Linked DNA regions of Homo sapiens: region 2 is linked to region 1. Evidence: chromatin loops called from intact Hi-C (ENCODE). Cell type or tissue: mammary epithelial cell. All regions are shown on one strand. Links, peaks and the distances in the headings refer to the core of each region. The heading gives the core; the rest is flanking DNA.

Region 1 (10,378 bases), core at 1,317-9,316:
TCCTGTCGCTCAAAGTTCTGACCCCAGAGAAGATGCCAGGGCCCTGGGACGGGTCACTCTCTAAGCTGTTGTCAGTCATAAACACCCTAGGTGTAGGCAGGTTTTAACATCACCATATCAGAATAACTGAGGCTATGGACGCTTCTAGAAAACTTGAAAGGCAATCATGGATGCCAGGGCACTGAAACTTCCTCCACACATCTGCCACTTGCCCACCTTGCCCCTGGCTTTCTAATGCCACATCAGGATCTTACCTCCAGGTTGGCAGAGGGTGATGCCATCATGGTGGAAACTCAGCAACACCTGAGATGCCTGGAGCTATGCTTCTCAGACGGAGGCACGGACCCCCTGAAAGGGAGGTCCAGGGTGAGGAGGGATGTGGGAGTGATACAGGAGGGAGGCAGGAAAGTGCTGGGTAGAGAAAGGCAGGGTCCCTGGCAAAGGCTCTACCCTCAGGCCTGTGCCCACTGACCTAGGTGAGGACAGGTATTTCTGTTTCTGTGGCTAAATGTGGCATTTCCAAGACCACCCTGGCCTGCCACACACCCCATCCTGTGCCTTTAAACATCCTGAGACCCTAGTGGGCACGGACACGAGCAGCTGGACATCGAGAGGAACTCAACAGCAGAAGAACACACGGGCAGACACCAGCAGACGCCGGCAGGCCATCTATGACGGGACGACACGGAGTTCAGCAGAGGCCAGTCGGAGGAGGGCCCGGCCACTGGGTGGCCTGACTCCAGGGAAAGGCCACCTTCCCACTCCATCCTCCTTCTGGCCTCTCCATCCACCTCACTGAGAGCTGCCACCACTTAATAAAAAGCCTTGCACCCATCCCCCAAGCCCACGCGTGATCTAATTTTTCTGGCACACTAAGGCAAGAACCCCAGGATACAGAAAGCCCTCTGTCCTTGTGATAAGCCCCACAGCCTGCCTGCCTACATGCTCCCGCTAGAGGTTTGAGCAGCGGGGCACTGACAAAGTGAGCTGCAGCCCCCATCTCACACCCTGAGAGGCGGATGAGGGAATTGTTCCCATTTCAGGAGCAAGAGAGGGGTTTTGAAACATCAAATAAATTTTTTACTCTGGTCAATAAATCAAAATAATCTTTTAAAATTAAAACAAGCACAGAAGTTTTATAAAGGAGACAAGATTTAATGGATTGTTAAAGTATGACAATTTATCACACCTTCTGGCTCACCAAGGGCCATTTCAGGCAGCGTCCAGACCCACAGGACATACATTCACTTTTCTCTGTACTCAAGGGCTCTGGTATAGAATATTTTTGAGGCACTGGCCTCCAGCCAGCCAACCCCAGAGGACTGTGAGTCTCCCAGCTCCCAGCAGAAGGAAAGGAGGTAGCTTCTCAGAGCCATGGCCCTGACCATCCGCATCTGCAAATTTCACTGAGGGATTTGAGGCAGGAACTTGGCACTGGCTCCATGGGAGAGACTCCAGGGCCAGCTGCAAGTTCTCCAGCACTTCACCACATCTAACCGCTGCAGGGTAACGCTCAATGTGAGAGCACTCAGACAATGTAAGGGAAGTTAAGCTCGAGCAGACACCACCTGGAGCCCAAGGATGCCTGCTGCAATGCCTGGCCAACTTTCACCATGCCTTTGTATCTGTCAGGATAGGCTAGGTTAAACTGTGGAACAAGCAACCCCCAAACCATGTTACAACAAAAAGTTTCATGTTCATGCTGTAAGTAGCTCATCATGGGATGGCTGGGGAGTCTACTCAATGTCCCCCACCTCCAGGATGCAGGCAAATACAGCACCCACCTCCTCAAATATTGCTGGGTTACCATAGTAGAGGGAAAGAAAAAACATCAGCCAGAACTTGTCACATGGTCCAACCCAGCCAGAAGAAACCAGGAAGTGCCATCCAGCCATGGTCTTCAAGAGAAACCAGCTGGAAATATTTAGTGGGCAGCAATGATTACCACAGTCTTTTTGAAAACCCCAAGCCTGAACTTTTAGGCTGTGTGCCTGGTCCCAGGGGAAAAGCTCAGGCCTAAGGGAGCAGCTGGAAAAATAGAGGTCCACCTGTTCTGCTGTACCTGCTGGAGTATAGGAAGCACTCATAGGGGTGCATGGGTCCATAGTCCCTACATCTACACAGTCTATGTGCAGTATGAACCACACACTTCCTGCCTCCCTGACACCTTGAGTTGACATGTGGTCTCATGTTCTCTAGCCCTTCCAGGCTCCTTCTGGGTGTGTTGAAAATGCTTTATGATTTTTCTTCTAGGAATACTCAGCAGGAAGGTGGAGATGGTAGGGGCTGCAGAAGTATTAGAGCAGAGGAGGGGATGATTCTTTGGACCACAGTTGATCACACCACACAGAGCAATCAATTAAGACTTGTACTAAATCATTACTTTATGTTGCCTAAACCTGCCCAGTATTAGGCACTGCAGGAGAGACAAGAGAAATAAGATATAGTCCCTGCTCTCAGGGAACTTATAATCCAAGAGGTGAGTTAGGAACTACTACCTTGTATTGTAATTTTTTTCTCAGTGCCATATGAATGGCACCGAGAATAAAAATTATTAGAGTTGGGACAATGCAGAGCTTGCTGCAGCCGTGATTGGCATGGAGAGACTTAACTGGAAGAATTAGGGCATATGCTGGTCTGGAAAAGGTGTGAGAACTTCGGGTGGGCAAGAGGAGAGGGGAAAAGCATGAGGAAAGGCACAGGAGTGGAAACTCTCATGCCTGCTTTTGACACCTGTGCCCAAAATGGAGGGAAAGGCTTTGGAAGCCTCATATATCAATCCAAGGAGGTTTATCTTCGTTCTTTTTACAAATAGAGGCTGGAAAACCAGCACCAGAGATGCTCTGCAATAGATGCCTGTCTTCAGTGGAGGACAGAGCAAGTCATCATTACCCTAACTTGGCTGTCTGCAGAGCCCCAGCTTCACCCTTACCTCAACCCCTACAAGGAACTTGTTAAAAAGAGACCTTCTTTTAAAATAAGTTTTCTCCACATTACTCAGGACCCATCCCAAAGACATTTTGATTCAGTAGATATGAGATGGGATCCAGAAATCCATATCCTTCACAAGCTTCCCCAGAGACTGATGCAGCTGCTCTGAGAGCCAGGCTTGGAAATTACTACCTAGAGATGACCCTGGCATATCCGACTCAGCCTGTCAAAAGGGAACTTTTTAAATTGCACACTAAAAATGTCTCTTTATTTCTAATGCACTGTATTTCTGTCACCCAGTGGTGTGATCTCCACTCACTGCAACCTCTGCCTCCCGGGTTCAAGCGATTCTCGTACCTCAGCCTCCCCAGTAGTTGGGATTACAGGTGCGTGCCACCACGCCTCGCTAATTTTTTCTATTTTTAGTAGAGACGGGGTTTTGTCATGTTGCTCAGGCTGGTATCAAACTCCTGAGCTCAGGCAATCCACCCATCTTGGCCTCCCAAAGTGTTAGAATTACGGGCGTGAGCCACTGCGCCCGGCCCTAAAATGCTTTATATCTTCCTACATCAATTTTTTTTTGGGCTGTCATCCAGCTCACACCTCTACTACCACCCTCTGGTCTGAAATGCTCTCTGCCTATCAATATTTTGCCAATTCTTCAAGATCCAGCTCAAATTTTATCTATTCTGTAAGGTCTGCCTTCTTTGAAAAAGATTACAGATCTCTCACATATTTTCTTATCAGTGTGTGCTAGGCAGTTGGCTAGTTAGTCTTGGGGAATACACAGATGAGCAAGTCGTGTTCCTGAAAGGCAATGAGCCTCTGAAACTACGTGGGGGCCCGTCCAAGGCGCCCTCCTTCCCCTGCTCTGGTTGGCCTCTTTGAGAACATTTAAATTTTTATTTTTCTCTCCTTGTTTAAAAATACTATCCTTGTCATGGAAAAATAAAAACATGAATTGGAAAAAATTAGAAAAGGCATAAAAACGGCCCGTGGTCTATTAAAGGAATAGACCTTTAATAGAACTACTGAGGCCATGTTGATATATATGCTTCCAAACTTTTCAAAACTGTAATTATACATGTACGCAGTATATGACGCTACATATGTCCTATATTGTTTTAAAATGTTATTTTTAAAACAAAGACAGGATCGTCCTGGACAGGCTTTTTCTCTTAAAACATCATGAACATCTGTTCCTACCAAGACCTTCACCGAAATCATTTTAAATGATGGTATTGCGTCCCATTGCTCATGCCATTAAAAAAATTTACTGTAATAAACCCATTACAGAAAATGCTAAGTGGTTGCCTACCGGGGTTTACCGAACTATATTCCTGTTGTTGGAAGTATTTATTCCATTTCAAACACAGGTGGGCATGAGTTACATCTGTCCTCCCCAAAATAGCCTAAACCTCCAGACCCAGGACCTCGGGCAGCAGAAGTGCCCGTGGGGCGGGGGAAGGGGAGCCGGGCATCCCAGGGCGAGGGGGCCGCCCTGGCCGCGGTCACCCGGGGGACGCCCTGCCCGGAAGCCCGTGCTCGCCCGCGGGCGCGGCCAGGCGGGTCCCATGAGGGGGACCCTTTCAATAACCGAGTCCTCGGGCTGGGCCGCGGGGCCAGCGCAGTGACTCCCCCCGCGCTCGGCAGTCCGGCCGGGGTCGCGGGGTCGCGGGGTCGCGGGGTCGGCCCGGGGTCGCTAGGTCCTCCCGTCGGGCCCCGCGGGCGGGGCTGGGCGGGGCGGGGCGGGGCCGCGGGCAGGCGGGCGCAGCGCCTGCCGTTCGCCTCTCAGGCTGCAGGTGGGGCTGTGCGGCCGCGCTGCCTCCAGGAAGCCTCACGGGCCTTCGTCTGCCGGGCCGCGGCGCCGGCTCCCAGGATGCAGTGTGGACCGGCCGGGCGCTGACGGAGGCGGCGCGACTGCGGGCGGCGCGGCGCAGGGGCAGCCAGCGAGGAGCGGCGGCAGAGGAAAGGCCAGGCAGGCGCCGCCTGCGGAGAGCACCGGGCGGCCGGGCCTGCGTGGTGCCGCGCGCGGCGGCGGCGACGACGACTTCCTCCGGGCCGGGCGGGACAGCGCAGGGCCATGGCCGAGGCGGTCGCGGCTCCGGTAAGGGCGACCCGCGCGCGCAGGGACTCGCGGCCTGGGGGCCCCAGGCGGCCCGGCCCCGGCACACGGCGCCGCAGGCCCTGGGGAGGGGTTCCGGGGTCCGGGCCGGACCACCGGGCCTGGGGCTCCCGCGAATGGGGCGCGGGGTCCGCCGGGGCCTACTGCGCCCGTCGGCCGGGCCCCCACTCCGAGCCGAACCCGAGCGCTGGCGGAACGGTTGTCCCCGCCCCGGGCCGCCCCACGCCAAGTTCTTTGGGCCCTCCGGGGCTTCCTGCCCCCGCCCCAGCCGCTGTCCCCTCCTTCTGGGTGCCCCCCCACCCGCGGCTCCTTTCTCTGCCTGGCGCTCGGCCTGTAGGTCCCTCTCCATCTCCCCCGCAGCGGCCTGGTGGCACCTGGGAGGTGTCCGGCTTCGAATCCGCATACACCGACTCCCACTACGTGCCCAGCTTCCCGGGGTCGGCGCGGAAGGGAATATAGAGCCACGCACTTCCACAAGCCCTGTTGAGGCGTTAGTCTGTCCTCACAGCAAGCCTGTGGGATGGGTACTGGTGTTAATCTCTGTCATACAAAAGAAAAACCCGGGGCCTAGAGAACTTAACTTGCCCAGGCTTACCCAGCTGGAAAGTGTGAAAAGACACACAGTGGCTGTGTGTTCAAGGACCAGGCAGGCAGGTACGCGGGCAATAATCGTGCAAAACAGAAAGGGGTGAGTGCTGGCGCCCAGGTGGAAGCTTGCGGTGGGCTCCGGGGGAAGGAGTGTCAGGGGGCCTCTTGGTACCGCTGTCCACCCCTCCTGGCCTGATGCTCTGCGCCTCTGTGATTTGAGCCGGGCTTTTAGGGAAGGCTAGGATTTCAGGCCCAGCTAGACCGGTGGTGCTTTCAGGGAGGGAGGAGTGCCTGGGCAAAGGCGCAGAGAGACGGGACAGTGCAGGGCGTGTGCAGGCACAGAAAGGAGTCCATGAGCCTGGAGAAGATGGTTTTGGTTTGGAGGCAGTGGGAAAGGAGTCTGCAGAGAGAGACTAAGAAGGGGTTTGCATGCCTGGACTTCATCCTGCGGGTGGGCAGTGGATGAGGGATCCGGCTCCTCTTACCATCAGCTCCTCTCAAGCAAAGAGTTTCAGCTCCCCTGGCAGGAGTCCAAGGACAGCCCCACATATTCCAGCCACTTGTCAGTAAGAAGCTGGGCTGGAGTGAGCAGCGCACAGTCGCCACCTCCCACCACATAGTGTGAAGACCTTACACAGGGTTTCCTGGCCCCATCAGAACTGTAAGAAAACCATGCACCTTGTTGTCCATGAGTAAAAGACTAATATTTTCTTAATAAAGTAGTTTAGCAGAGGTCCCTTTCATGCCACACAAAGCCCATAATAATGCACGTGGAGGATGGGTAGGATTTCAGTGGATAAGGAGCTGGTGACCAGTTGAAAGGAAGCTTCTGGAGTAAACTCTTGGCGTCTGGGATCACGTGACAGGGATTGATCTGAGAAAGGAGAGGTGAGGGAAGGAACAGTGGCCTTAGGTGGAGGGTGGACTCAAGCCCAGAACCACGCTGGCCCACCCAGGTGCTGTAGGACCACCTACTCCTTGAGAGCAAGACTCCCACCCGCATTGGGGTTTTCGCCTAGAAACAGTTCAGCTTGTCCAGAATCTCCCAGCCTTGAAGACCCCTTAGAGTCCTACCTTCTTTGGGTCCTGCTTCCTTCCAAATAGATAGTATCTTAAGCACTGTCCTAGACAAGTTTGTTTCTCCCTCTGCTCAAACTCTCCTTTTGTCTCTATTTTTTGAGCTGTCCATCCGCATTCTAGTTCTCAGTGACTTTCTCTAAGTGAATCCACACTGGTTTCTAGTAGCTACTTCTTCATTTTGGAAATAATCACCAACCTTTTGTTGAGGAATTATTTTGCAGAATGTTGTAAGGAGGCGTTGATCCTCAGGTCCCGATACCAGGAGCTCCTCTGTGCCCTGTAGGTCCCACATTCAGATGTGGGTGGCTCAAACAGTCCAGCTCCCTACCCACCGCAAAATGTGCCCATTCTTCCTTGTCCCAGCTGCCGGTCACTGATACGCCATGTGAACATTTCCAATGACAGGGAAGGCCCCCGTCTCTAATTAAGATGGTTGCTGTCCATATACAAGTCTAACTGTGGCATATATGTACTTTCCTCACCAGACTGCAGGGTATGTCACTGCTCCTGGTACAGCTACAAAAATGTCGGAGGCCGTCATTTTTACCTTGAGGGGGTGGGAATTGGGAAAGAGAAAGAATCTTGTAGGGCTCAGGCAGTGTCAAAAAGCCTAACTCTGGACTGATGGAGATTTGCAGTCATGGGGATTTTAGCTTGTGGGGGAGGGGCAGATGGGAAGGTGACAAAATGAGACTGTCCTGGGGGAAGAGGAACTGGCCATTAGATTTTTATGTTTGTTAAAAGGGGACATGAGATGCTTTAAAAAACAAAAAAAGAAAAAAGAAATTGAGCAATACTCTTGTTTGTGCCGTTTCAGTGAACCAGCTGTTTTTTTTGCTGGGTCATCATCAGTAGACAGTTCCTGTGTAATCATGAGGGGAGGTGCAGGCTGCGCTCTAGTAAATCTGCAGTTTACCATTTCTCCACTAAAATGCCCAGCAATGCTAAGTCACTGTTTACGTAACAAAATTGCACTGGGTACCTGCCATGTGTCAAGGACAGTGGTATGAAAAGATGCAATACCATGTTCAGGGAGCCCACAGTGTAGGTGTGGGTAGGAAATTATTGTGTAGGGTGATAAGCACCGTGATAAGGGTCTGCATTGTGCTGCAGAGGCCTGGAGTAAAGGCACCCACCCAGACATAGACCTAACATACCCAAGCAGGTGATGGCCAACCTGAGATCTGGCATGTGGTATAGGATAGCCCCACTTGTCCACACATATGGACTCCCAGCCCAACTCCCCCGTGCCTAGGGAGAGAGGGGCTCAATGAAGACAGTGGATGGAATGAGTGATGCCAGTTTCTCTTTTGTTTCTGAAAGATTTCTCCGTGGACGATGGCAGCCACGATTCAGGCCATGGAGAGGAAGATTGAATCGCAGGCTGCTCGCCTGCTTTCCCTAGAAGGTCGAACCGGGATGGCCGAGAAGAAGCTGGCTGATTGCGAGAAGACAGCCGTGGAGTTCGGGAACCAGCTGGAGGGCAAGTGGGCCGTGCTGGGGACCCTGCTGCAGGAGTACGGGCTGCTGCAGAGGCGGCTGGAGAACGTGGAGAACCTGCTGCGCAACAGGAACTTCTGGATCCTGCGGCTGCCCCCGGGCAGCAAGGGGGAGTCCCCTAAGGTAGCCCTGGGACGCCTTGGGGTGTGGGAGCCCAAGCGGCCAAACCCGTGAGCGTGTGGGTGAGCGAGTGTGACACTTGTGGTTCCAGGTGCCCGTGACCTTTGATGATGTGGCCGTGTATTTCTCCGAGCAGGAGTGGGGCAAGCTGGAGGACTGGCAGAAGGAGCTCTACAAGCACGTGATGAGGGGCAACTACGAGACGCTGGTCTCCCTGGGTAAGGCCTGACACTCATTTCTCTGTTAAATGGGATTTTGCAAGTCCTCAGAATTCTCCCTCCACATAGTTGTTTTCATGTCAGTGTTATATAAATCACCAGAAACATTGTTGACCTTGCAAGTTGTTACCTTTTGTGAAGGATGAGCCCTGGGTGATGGAGTTAAAAGCTCCCTTCTCCCTGTGTTGAGTTTCCCAGAATGCCAGTCTGGGAACGGCGGTGGCTTCTCTCCTACGCAGGCCCGGGATGTGGACCTTTCTGTTCTTGCTGACTTGGAGCGGGGAAGGCCCCATCTGCTCTCAGATCCAGTATGTAATTGACTCACATTTGAGAAAGACTCTTTCCTTCAGCCTTCTCCTACAAACATGCGTGGCCCTTACGGCAACATGCCTCGAGGTCAGTGGAGAACATGGGCAGACGGTGCTGCTTGCAGCAGACATTTTCTTCATGCCTCAAAACTTTGCTTCCCTCAGCCCCTGGGGCTACTGCTCTTCTCCTTGTTTAATCCTGCCCAGGAAGGGCCTGGACTCTGTTTCTTCCTGGGCTGGTTTTCTCTTCCTAATGGTTTCTGTGTGACCCCGGAGCCGAGGGCAGTGAGACCTGTTAGAGAGGGCAGGAGCAGGTGCAGACGTGAGGTTGTTTCGTCAGCACAAGTGCACTGCTGTTTAACGTGCACGCTCTGTGGCAGTTTCTTCACCCCGGCACTGTGGACATTTGGGACCAGGTGATTCTGTGTGTCGGCGGCATCCTCTGCATTGTAGGATGTTGAGCAGCAGCCCTGGCCTCTCAGGGCATCTCCAGATGCCAGTCACCTCTCCCCCAGCCCTGGGCATGACAACCAGAATTGTCTCCAGACTTTGCCAGATGCCCCCAGGGAGCAAAATTGCCTGTGGTTGAGAGCTACTGCTTTGTGACAATCAAGAGATTTCATTTCTAGACCATTGTTGGTTTTCCGGGATGACTGTCCCCAGCTTTGACTGGAACGTGGCAAAAACTAACCTTCTGTCTTTCCTCAGACTACGCCATCTCCAAGCCCGAGGTCCTCTCCCAGATTGAACAAGGGAAGGAGCCCTGCAACTGGCGCCGCCCTGGCCCCAAGATTCCAGATGTTCCTGTGGACCCCAGTCCAGGTAAGGGCTGGGAGAAGGCCAGGGAGGCATCAGGTATTGTGCAGGAAACAGAGACGGAAAGGCCAGAAAGGGTGTGATCTTTCCAGAGAGAGTCGAGGAGAAACATGAAACTTACAGGTTTTATGTCTTGAGTTTTTTATAGTTGAGTTTTAATCTCTAACTTAGTCAGCTAATGCTCCAGAAATGAACACTTTCTGTCAGGGAAACAGGTGGCAAACCTAATCTTTTAGGAAGAGACAAAGGCAGGGCACAGGTTGAGGGGAGGGAGAGGAGAACGCTGAGAGGGAAGGCAGGAGCATAGTTGACCCTTAACGCAGGGGCCAGGGGCACCAGCCCCCAGTCCCACGCAGCCAAAAATCTATGTATAACTTTTGACTCTCTAAAAAGTTAACTGCTAGTAGTCTCCTATTAACCAGAAGCCTTATTGATACTATGAACAGTCAATAACACATATTTTGTATGTTCTGTGTGTTACATAGTGATACTTACAATAAGCTAGGGAAAAGAAAATGTTACTAGGAAAATCATAAGGAAGAGAAAATATATTTATTACTCATTAAGTGGAAGTGGAGCATCATAAAGGTCATCCTCCTCATTGTCTTCTTCAGATTGAGTAGGCTGAGGAGAAAGAGGAGTGGTTGGTCTAGCTGTCTCAGGGGTGACAGAAGCAGAAGAAAATCCATTTA
Region 2 (10,378 bases), core at 1,118-9,117, 190 kb after region 1:
AAAGTAACAAAAGAAAGGCCGGACGCAGTGGCTCACGCTTGTAATCCCAGCACTTTGGGAGGCCAAGGCGGGCAGATCACGAGGTCAGGAGATTGAGACCACGGTGAAACCCTGTCTCTAATAAAAATACAAAAAAATTAGCCGGGCGTGGTGGCGGGCGCTTGTAGTCCCAGCTACTCGGAGAGGCTGAGGCAGGAGAATGGCGTGAACGCGGGAGGTGGAGCTTGCAGTGAGCCGAGACTGCGCCACTGCACTCCAGCCTGGGTGTCAAAGCAAGACTCCGTTTCAAAAAAGAAAAAAAAAGAAAAAAGAGAAGATCCAAATAAGTACAACCAGAAATGACAAAGGAGACATCACAACTGATCTTACAGAAATACAAAAGGTTCTTAGAGACTACTATGAGCATCTTTTTGCACACAAACTAGAAAATCTAGAGGAAATGGATAACTTCCTGGAAACACACAACATCCCAAGAGTGAACCAGGAAGAAACAGAATTCCTGAACAGGCCAATATCAAGTAATGAAATTAAATAAGTAATTAAAAACCTACCCAAAAAATCCCCTGGACCAGATGGATTCACAGCCAAATTCCACTAGATGTACAAAGAAGAGCTAGTACCAATCCCAATGAAACAATTCCCAAAAATTCAGGAGGAGGAACACCTCCCTAACTCATTCTATGAAAACAGTATCACCCTGATACCAAAATCTGGCAAAGATACAACAAAAAAATAAAACTATAGACCAATATTATTCCTGATGAACACAGACACAAAAATCCTCAACAAAATAATATCGTACTGAATTCAGCAACACATCAAAAAGCTAATTCACCACAATCAAGAGGGCTTTATTCATGGGGTGCAAGAATGGTTCAACATATGCAATCGATAAATGTGACTCAACACATAAACAGAATTAAAAACAAAAGCCATATGATCATCTCAATAGATGCAGAAAAAGGCATTTAGTATAATCCAACATCCCTTCATGACAAAAACCTTCAATAAACTAGGTATCAAAGGAACATACCTCAAAATAATAAGAGTCATCTCTGACAAACCCACGTCAATGTTATACTGAATGGGCAAAAGTTGGAAGCATTCCCCGTAAGAACTGGAGCAAGACAAGGATGTTCATTATCACCACTCCTATTTAACATAATACTGGAAGTCCTAGCCAGAGCAATCACTCAAGAAAAGGCAACCAAATAGGAAAAGAGGAAGTCACATTATTTCTCTTCACTGACAATATGATTCTATACCTGGAAAACCCTAAAGATTCTACCAAAAGACTCCTAGACCTGATAAACTACTTCAGTAAAGTTTCAGGACACAAAATCAACATGCAAAAATCAGTAGCATTTCTATACACCAACAACATTCCAGCTAAGAGCCAAATCAGGAATACAATCCCATTTATAATAGCCACACATGCAAAAATACATCTAGCCAAGGAGTTGAAAGATCTCTACAAAGAGAACTACAAAATACTGTTAAAAGAAATCAGATGACACAAACAAATGGAAAAAATATTCCATCTTCATGGATTGGAAGAATCGATATCATTAAAATGGCCATACTGCTCAAAGTAATCTACAGATTTAATGTTATTCCTATCAAATTACCAACATCATTTTTCACAGAATTAGAAAAAACTATTCTAAAATTTATATGGGGCCAGGTGTTGTGGCTCATGCTTATAATCCCAGCACTTTGGGAGGCTGAGGTGGGTGGATTGCTTGAGCCCAGGAGTGTCAGGCCAGCCAGGGCAACATGGTGAAACCGCATCTCTACAAAAACTACAAAAATTAGCTGGACATGGTTGTGTGCACCTGTAGTCCCAGCTACTCAGGAGGCTGAGGTGCAGGGATCACTTGAGCCCAAGAGGTGGAGGTTGCAGTGAGCCAAAATTTTGCCACTGCCCTCCAGCCTAGGCGACAGAGCAACACCCTGTCTTAAAAATAAATAATAAATAAATAAATGTAACTTAATTCATATGGAACCATAGAAGTGCCCAAGTAGCCAAAGCAATCCTAAGTAAAAAGAGCAAAGGTGGAGGCATCACATTACCCAACTTGAAACTATGGTATAGGCTACAGTAACTAAAATGGCACAGTACTGGTACAAAAATAGACACATAGCCCAATGGAACAGAATAGAGACCACTGAAATAAAGCCACCTGTATAACCAATTGATCTTCAGCAAAATAGTTTTTTTTTTAATGGGGAAAGGATAGCCTATTCAGTAAGTGGTGCTGGGAAAACTGGCTAACCACATGCAGAAGAATGAAACTGGACCCCTACCTCTCGCCATAAACACAAATTAACTCAAGATGGATTAAATACTTAAATGTCTTATTCTAGAAGAAAACCTAGGGAATACTCTTCTAGACATTGACCTAGGCAGAGAGTTTATGACTAAGTCCTCAAAAGCAAATGCAACAAAAACAAAAAATTGACTAGTGGGACCTAATTAAACTAAAGAGTTTCTGCACAGCAAAAAACAAAAACAAAAACAAAAAAAAACTATTAACAGAGTAGACACGCTACCAAACGGGGAAAAATATTTGCAAACTATGCATCCAACAAGGGTCTAATATCCAGAATCTATGAGAAACAGAAATCAATAAGAAAAAGACAAATAACTGCATTAAAAAGTTGGCAAAGGACATGATCAGACACTTCTCAAAAGAAGACATACAAGTAGCCAACAAACATGTTTTTTAAATGCTCAACATTATTAATCATCAGAGAGATGCAAATAAAAACTACAATGAGATACCATCTCACACCAATCTGAATAGCTATTATTAAAAAATTTTTAAATAACAGATGTTGACAAGGTTGCAGAGAAAAAGGAATGCTTATACACTATTGGTGGGAAGGTAAATTAGTTCGGCCCCTGTAGAAAGCAATTTGGAGATTTCTCAAAGAACTACAAATAGAATTACCATTCAACCCAGCAATCCCACTACTGGGTATATACCCAAAGGAAAATAAATCGTTCTGCCAAAAAGACACCTTCACTTGTATGTTTATCACAGCACTATTCACAATAGCAAAGACATGGAAGGCCGGGTGCAGTGGTTTATGCCTGTAATCCCAGCACTTTGGGAGGCCAAGGCAGGCAGATCACCTGAGGTCAAGAGTCAAAGGCCAGCCTGGCCAACACGATGAAACCCTGTCTCTACTAAAAATACAATACTTAGCCGGGATGATGGCAGGTGCCTGTAATCCCAGCTACTTGGGAGGCTGAGGCGGGAGAATTGCTTGAACCTGGGAGGGAGAGGTTGCAGTAAGCCAAGATCGTGCCACTGCACTCCAGCCTAGGGGACAGAGCAAGACTCTGTCTCAAAAAAAAAAAAAAGACATGGAATCAACCCAGGTGCCCATCACCAGTGATAGGATAAAGAGAATATGGGGCCAGGCATGGTGGCTCATGCTTATAATCCCACACTTTGGGTGGCCAAGGCAGGAGGATCTCTTGAGTCCAGGAGCTTGAGACCAGCCTGGTCAACACAGTGATACCCCCATCTCTACAAAAAATTTTTTAAAATAGCCAGGCATGGTGGTGCATGCCTGTAGTCCCAGCTACTCAGAAGCCTGAAGTGGGAGGATTGCTTGAGCCCAGGAGGTTGAGGCTGCAGAGACCCATGATTGCCATGATTGTACCACTGCACTCCAGCCTGGGTGACAAAGCAAGGCCTTGTCAAAAAAAAATGTGGTACATATATAACATGGAATACTACAGAGTCACAAAAAAAAGAATGAAATCACATCATTTGCAGCAACATGGATGCAGCTGGAGGCCATTATCCTAAGTGAGTTAACACAGAAACAAAAAACCAAATACCACATGTTCTCACTTATAAGTGGGAGCTAAACATTAGATACACATGGACAGAGAGATGGGAACAATAAGCATTGGGGAATCCAAAAGGGGAGAGGGAGGGAGGGGGAGAAGGGTTAATAAACTACCTGTTTGGCAATGGGATCATTAGAAGCCCAAACATCAGCATTACTCAATATACCCATGTAACAAATCTGTACACGTACCCCTTGAGTTTAAAATTTAAAAATTTTTAAAAAGGTCATCACTAGTTCGTGTATTCAACAAACATTTATTGAGCTCCTGCCTGTTCCAATCTGTGTCATGTTCTGTGAACCCCTAGCTGATGAAGACTTTGTTTTGGCAGTCAAGGAGCTCCTGGGCCAGAGAACTGTTCCCACTGCAGATATATACGGAGTACCCAAGGGACAACATGATCATCATCCTAGTCTCAGGCCTCCAGGAGAGGTCTCTGCACGCCAGGCCAACAGCTCTTTTGAGCTTGAGCTTATGTGCAGACCAGCAAAGAAAAATTTTCTTGTTGATATCTTTGTCCACAGCATGGGGGAAGGGAAAGAGAAGTGTATTTGTTTGTTCTCACACTGCTATAAAGACATACCTGAGACTGGGTAATTTATAAAGAAAATAGGTGTAATTGGCTCACAGTTCTGTGGGATGTACAGGCTTCTTCTGGGAAGGCCTCAGGAAACTTACAATCATGGCAGAAGGGGTGTGAGAAGCAAGCACATATTCACATGGCCGGCAGGAAAGAAAGAGAGTAAAGGGGGAAGTGCTACACACTCTCAAACAACCAGATCTCATGAGAACTCACTCGCTATCACAAGAACAGCAAGGGAAAAATCTGCCCCATAATCACCCCCCACTAGATCCCTACCCCAACACTGGGGATTACAATTCAACAAGAGATTTGGGTGACAACACAGAACCAAACCATATCAAGAGATTGCAAGGGCTTTGGGACTAGACCTTCAGTGAGGCTAATTGTTGAGAAGGAACAATACTCAGTCCAGCTCTGCTCAGCACATCATTATTGCAGTGGTCTAGCATCTCTTCCTGTCTTCTCCTCCAACTCAGACATTGCTGGGCCAAACTAGGTATTTTTTTTCAGATTTCAGCCTGACCATATCACTCCCTCTGGTGGACAGTTGTTGATTCTTTTTACCCAGCATCCATTTCTCCCTCTTCTTAAGCTTCTTTCATTGTTTCTCCTTCATCTCCTTTTTTGTCTCAAATACTGTCTCCCAAAAGATGCATTCTAGAAGTGAAGAAAACTAGGGGGCACCTGGATTTGAACCAGGGACCTCTTGATCTGCAGTCAAATGCTCTACCACTGAGCTATGCCCCCTGCTGCCATTATGTTTCCTATTAATATTATTTCAGCTTTGGAATCGTGTTGTATTAACATGATGGTAAGTGGCAGAGATTAAATTTCAGCTGATAGAAAATAAAATATAATGTAAATATCAGACAAGAAGCTGACTTCCAGGAACTCAAATGTTCTCAGGACTCTCTCCCTGTAGCTTTATTCTTTGGTTCCCTCTTAAGTTAGTTTTAATGTCTCAAACCCAACTCTCCACGCAGCTGAGACCCTGCCTCCAACATTTGTAGGTTCATAGCTCCACACTTTGATTGCCAGAGAGAAAAAGACTTGAGTCTAAAAAATTCTAGAGAAGGACTGTGGTTGGTTTGGCTTGGGTTCTGTGCCTATCCATGAGCAGCCACTGCCACCAAGGATTAAGATATGTAAGGGGTATAACCATTTCAGGAGTAAGGTCTTCTAAGAATATATCTGCCTCCACTCAGAATATATGTCTATAGTATGAGGAGAAAAGTGGTTCTCTAAAAGAAGTCAGGAGTAGCCAGGACATGGCCATGGGGGACCATCACTGCAGCCCTAGGGGCCTCTCAGTATTCTCAGCAGAGTGGAACATATTAAGAAAGACTAGCAACCTACTGCCTCTGCTAAACAGAGCCATGGGAAGCCCTGCACAGCCAGATTCCTTGATGAGTTTCATGCATTAATTCAATGAGCACTAGTAGGTGCCTCCTGTGTCCCAGACTCTAACAACCACACAATTCCCGGCCTCAGGAGCTAAAAGTTTAGTGGAAATGCCTGTCATGGCAATTCATGATAATAGCTCTTGGAATACAGAGGAGAGGGTGTAAATTACACACCTGACCAAAACTAGGGTAATGGCATGTTCCCTATTCAAAATGGGCTTTGCGTTCTGAAGGGCTTACTTAAACAAGGCAGGTGGGAAGGAATTCCATGTGAAAATGGCAGCAAGAGCAATGGATTCAGGTGCAGCCTTGACAAGAAAGTTCAAGGATGGTCATTGCACAGTGTTGGGTGAGACAATGGGGGAGGATCTTAGAGAGGCATCGAGGCCCAAGGCCTACAGTACAGCAGGACCTCCTTGCAGAATTAATAGTCAACATGGGCCCTGAGTGTGACCCCACTGGAGAAAAGGACCCATAAGAACTGCTGATGTGTTGGGGCCACAGCTTAGGGCACTGGACTGTAGGTCAAGAAGTTGGGGTTCAAATCCAGGTGGCTTCTCCCTATTCTGGCTTTCGCACATGAATGCCTTCCCATATTTTTCATATTATAGCCCACTTAAGAGACGAACTCTGGTATTCAAGGGTGGTCTTCACTGTGCATGTTCGCCAAGAGGCAAGGTCCCTGCTTTGGATTGAATGGGTCACCTAAAAAGATACATTGAAACCCTAACCTCTGGTACCTGTGAACGGGACCTTATCTGGAAACAGGGTCTTTGCAGATATAATGAGCTCAAGATGAGGTCATTAGGGTGGGCCCTTATCCAATATCACTGATGTCCTTGTAAGAAGAGGAAAGGAGACAGACACAAACACAGAAAGAATATCATGGGAAGATGGAGGCAGAGACTGGAGCGAATGTCTGTAAGCCAAAAGCACCAAGGAGCAAGGCCACACCAGAAGCCGGGAGGAGGCAAGGAAGAGCTCTACCCAGCGTCTCCGAGGAAGCAGGCCTGACTGGCACCTCCACTTCTGACTTCTGGTCTCCAGAACTGTCCAAGAATAAACTGCTGTTGTTTCAAGCCACTCCATTTGTAATACCCTGTATGGCAGCCCTAGGGAATTAATACAGTCCCCACGCAGGGGGGCTACTTGGTCCCTGCATCCAGGGCAGGGACTGAAGAGAAAAGAGTGAAGCCGCCTGACTGGGCCTGATCACCTCCAGGCTGTGAAATTCCAGCTTCTCCAGCCTGGCTGGCCTGCGCAGATGTGGGGGTTCCTGGGATTGCTAGGGCTGCGGCCTCTCTGGCCACGAAATAAATAGCTTTCCCTGGAGACCTTGGCTCCCCAAGTAAGAGGGAGGGCTGAGTAAGGGAAGGGAAGGAAATAGCCCAGATCAGGAGAAAATAAGTGGACCTCACTGCATGTGGCGAAGTAGAGAACTGTTAGGAATGCTCCGTGAAGGCTGAGACGCACACACCACACAAAACCCCATTCCTTACCTATGAAGCCAGGAGGCTGGCCCAGACCCTCACAGGTCCTGTCCACCACCTCTCACCTGCAGGAAGCAAGTGAGGAGGAGGCCGCAGTGCTCTGGGAGCGGGGCGGAAAGGGCTGCTCCGCAGCGGGGTGGGAGTCCTTCGGTCCTCCTTACTGATGGTCCAGCTGGAGCCGTGAGTGTGGCCGCCTCCTTGAGTGCTAACTGAGACCTCTTTTCTCTTGGACCTGCCTAGGACTCTGTTTTGCCATTTGTTAAATGGGGATGTAAAAGCCCTACAGCGGGGCGCAGTGGTTCACACCAGTAATTCCAGCCTCCAGGCTGAGGCTGGAGGATTGCTTGAGCTCAGGAGTTTGAAACCAGCCTGGGCAACATGGCGAGACCCCAACCTCTACAAAAAAAATTTTTTTAGATTAACCGAGTGTGGTGGCATGTGCCTGTGGTCCCAGCTACTTGGGAGGCTGAGGAGGGAGGATTGCTTGAGCCTGGGAGGTTGGGGCTGCAGGGACCCATCATCACAGCACTGCATTCCAGCCTGGGCCACAGAACGAGACCCTACCTCAAAAAGAATAAAATAGAAGGTCCTACAATTGTGAGGATTAAATGAGAACCTTCATTTTTTTTTAACTTTTATTGTAGGTTTGGGGTACATGTGCATATTTGTTATATGGGTAAATTGCATATCGTGGGGGTTGGGTGCACAGACTATCTTGTCACCAAATAATAAGCATAGTACTCAATAGGTAGTTTTCTGATCCTCACCCTCTTCCCTCCCTCCACCCTCCAGTAGAACCTGGTGTCTGTTGTTCCCTTCTTTGTATCCATGTGAAGATGTTTAGCTCCCACTTCTAAGTGAGAACATCCAGTATTTGGTTTTCTGTTCCTTTGTTAGTTCACTTAGGATAATGGTCTTCAGCCCCATCTATGTTGCTGCAAAGGACATGATCTCATTCTTTTTTATGGCTGCATAGTATTCCAGGGTATACGTGTACCATATTTTCTTTATCCAGTCTAAATGAGAACCTCTACAGCAGGAATCAGCAAACCGTGGTCTGTCACGGGGCACAGCCCCACAGGCTACGAATGGATTTTACCCTTCTCAATGGCTTGGTTGGGGGGATGGGAAATGGGCCCTCATGGGACTTGGGGAAAAGTAAATGAAACAATTGTTGTTGTTTTTTAATGGCACAGAGTAAGTGTTCAATAAATATTTGCTGTTGCTTCAAAAAATATTTTGTGGCATGCAAAAATTATATGAAAATCAAATTTCAGCATCCATAAATAAAGTTTCCTTGGAACACAGCCACTCTGGTTCATTTCTTTGGTGTCTGTGGCTGCTTTCCTGTTAAAAAGGCAGAGCTGAGTGGTTGCCAACAGAGACTATTTTGCCTATAGAATAACAAACATGTACAATCTGGCCCTTTTCAGAACAAGAGTCTGACTCCAGGCTTACAGCCTTAGAGTGGTGCCTGACCCATAGCAAATGTTTCATAAACGATGGCTAGTGTTGTTATTGCAGCAGAGAGTAAGCACGGCTCACTGGAGAGCCTAGAGTTCCCTGCCTCCCATTCCAGTTTCCCTGACTTTCTGGCCTCATTCACAACAGCTGCAACCCCAGCTCCCTCTCCTCCTCCAGCCTCATTCTCCAAGACCTCCAGGTAAACTCCTTTAAGATGCTAAAAACTACAAAGTCTGATACCACACTAGGGATTCAGGGTGTATGGGGAACAGGCATGTTTCTGCGTTGTTGGTAGGAGTGTACACTGATACAACCTCTAAGGAGGCACCTGGCAAGAACTTTTGAAATGCTAAAAGCACATAACTTTGACCCAGGAATTACACTTCTAGAAACTAAGAGGTCTATAAACACAATTGTGAAATGATGTCTGCAAGGTTATTCTGTAGCCACATCATTTTAAATTATAAAACATTAGAAGCAACCTAATTGTCCCTCATCTGGGGACTGTTAAATAAATTACATACAGCCGTACAATTGAATGCCAGGCAACCCTTTACAAATGGGGATGCTCTTTATGTACTGATAGGGAAAGATTGCCAAGAAGAAACAGAAAAGCAAGCAAGGAAAATGTGTTTCCGCCATAGCCTGCTACTGTTTGTAGAGGGGAAGAAAAGGGGAGATGACATGTTTGCATTTATGTCATGAAAAAACTCTAGAAAGATCTACAAGAAACTGGGAACATCAATTGCTTGCGAGGAGGGGACATGGGTGGCTGGGGACAAGAGTGAGAGGAGATACCATTGTTTCTGTGCCACTGGAATTTTGAACCATGTAGATATATTATTGTGTCAATATTTTCTTACCTTTCTAAAAAGGAAGAGAATGTAACAAGAACAAAAACTCACCGGAGCCTAGGTGTCACCCCTTCTGTGATGGGGTCACACCTCATCTCCTTCTCTGCCCCCTTCCCATTGGGCCTCTATGTTCCCACACAAACATGTACCTTTTTTCCTAACAAAAAGTAAATATAAAATACTAAAACACCCACAATATTTTTTAAAAATACTAGGAGTGGCCGGACATGGTGGCTCATGCCTGTAATCCCAGCACTTTGCAAGGCCGAGGCAGGCGGATCACCTGAGGTCAGGAGTTCAAGACCAGCCTGGTCAACATGGTGAAACTCCGTCTCTACAAAAATACAAAAATTAGCCAGGCATAATGGCGGGTGCCTGTAATCCTAGCTACTCAGGAGGCTGAGGTGGGAGAATCACTTGAACCCAGGAGGCAGAGTTTGCAGTGAGCCAAGATGGCACCACTGCACTCCAGCCTGAGAGACAGAGTGAGACTTCGTCTCAAAAAAAAAAAAAAAAAACAGGAGTAATATGATTCCCAAACCCAGTTGTCTGTATATTATAATAAAATACAAATTAAAAAGGACACATACTTGCAATGTCCAGGAACCCTACGTTAAATTTCCCAAAACACTGACTCTAGCATGAGTGTAGTGATTTGTTTCTTACAGGCATCCCCGCTGGTCTAAGCCTTGGGGACCCTGCCTTACTTGCCTTGT

Evidence for each region. Peaks named below come from ENCODE experiments on the same cell type or tissue, not always from the same donor. Only the 100,000 strongest peaks of a DNase experiment are listed, where the experiment ranks them.
Region 2: a loop joins it to region 1, with 8 times the contacts of the local background. A loop is called at or near these places in 18 of 110 quality-filtered maps.

The regions. Positions count from the first base shown.
Region 1 is chr7:149,492,173-149,502,550 of GRCh38, reverse strand. ZNF746 (zinc finger protein 746) reads left to right here and starts at 4,742. Exons shown (of 7, transcript NM_001394198.1): 1 at 4,742-5,038; 2 at 8,048-8,347; 3 at 8,436-8,562; 4 at 9,579-9,692. The coding sequence starts at 5,015. RefSeq lists silencers at 4,378-5,047, 5,288-5,347 and enhancers at 5,481-6,424, 7,219-8,418. In mammary epithelial cell, for the core only: a CTCF peak has its summit at 4,741; DNase peaks (open chromatin) are centred at 4,790 and 6,170; H3K4me3 peaks cover 2,044 bases; H3K27ac peaks cover 926 bases.
Region 2 is chr7:149,305,010-149,315,387 of GRCh38, reverse strand. It overlaps TRC-GCA1-1 (tRNA-Cys (anticodon GCA) 1-1), which reads right to left and starts at 5,198; the gene lies at 5,127-5,198. In mammary epithelial cell, for the core only: a CTCF peak has its summit at 4,996 (motif pointing left); a DNase peak (open chromatin) is centred at 4,997.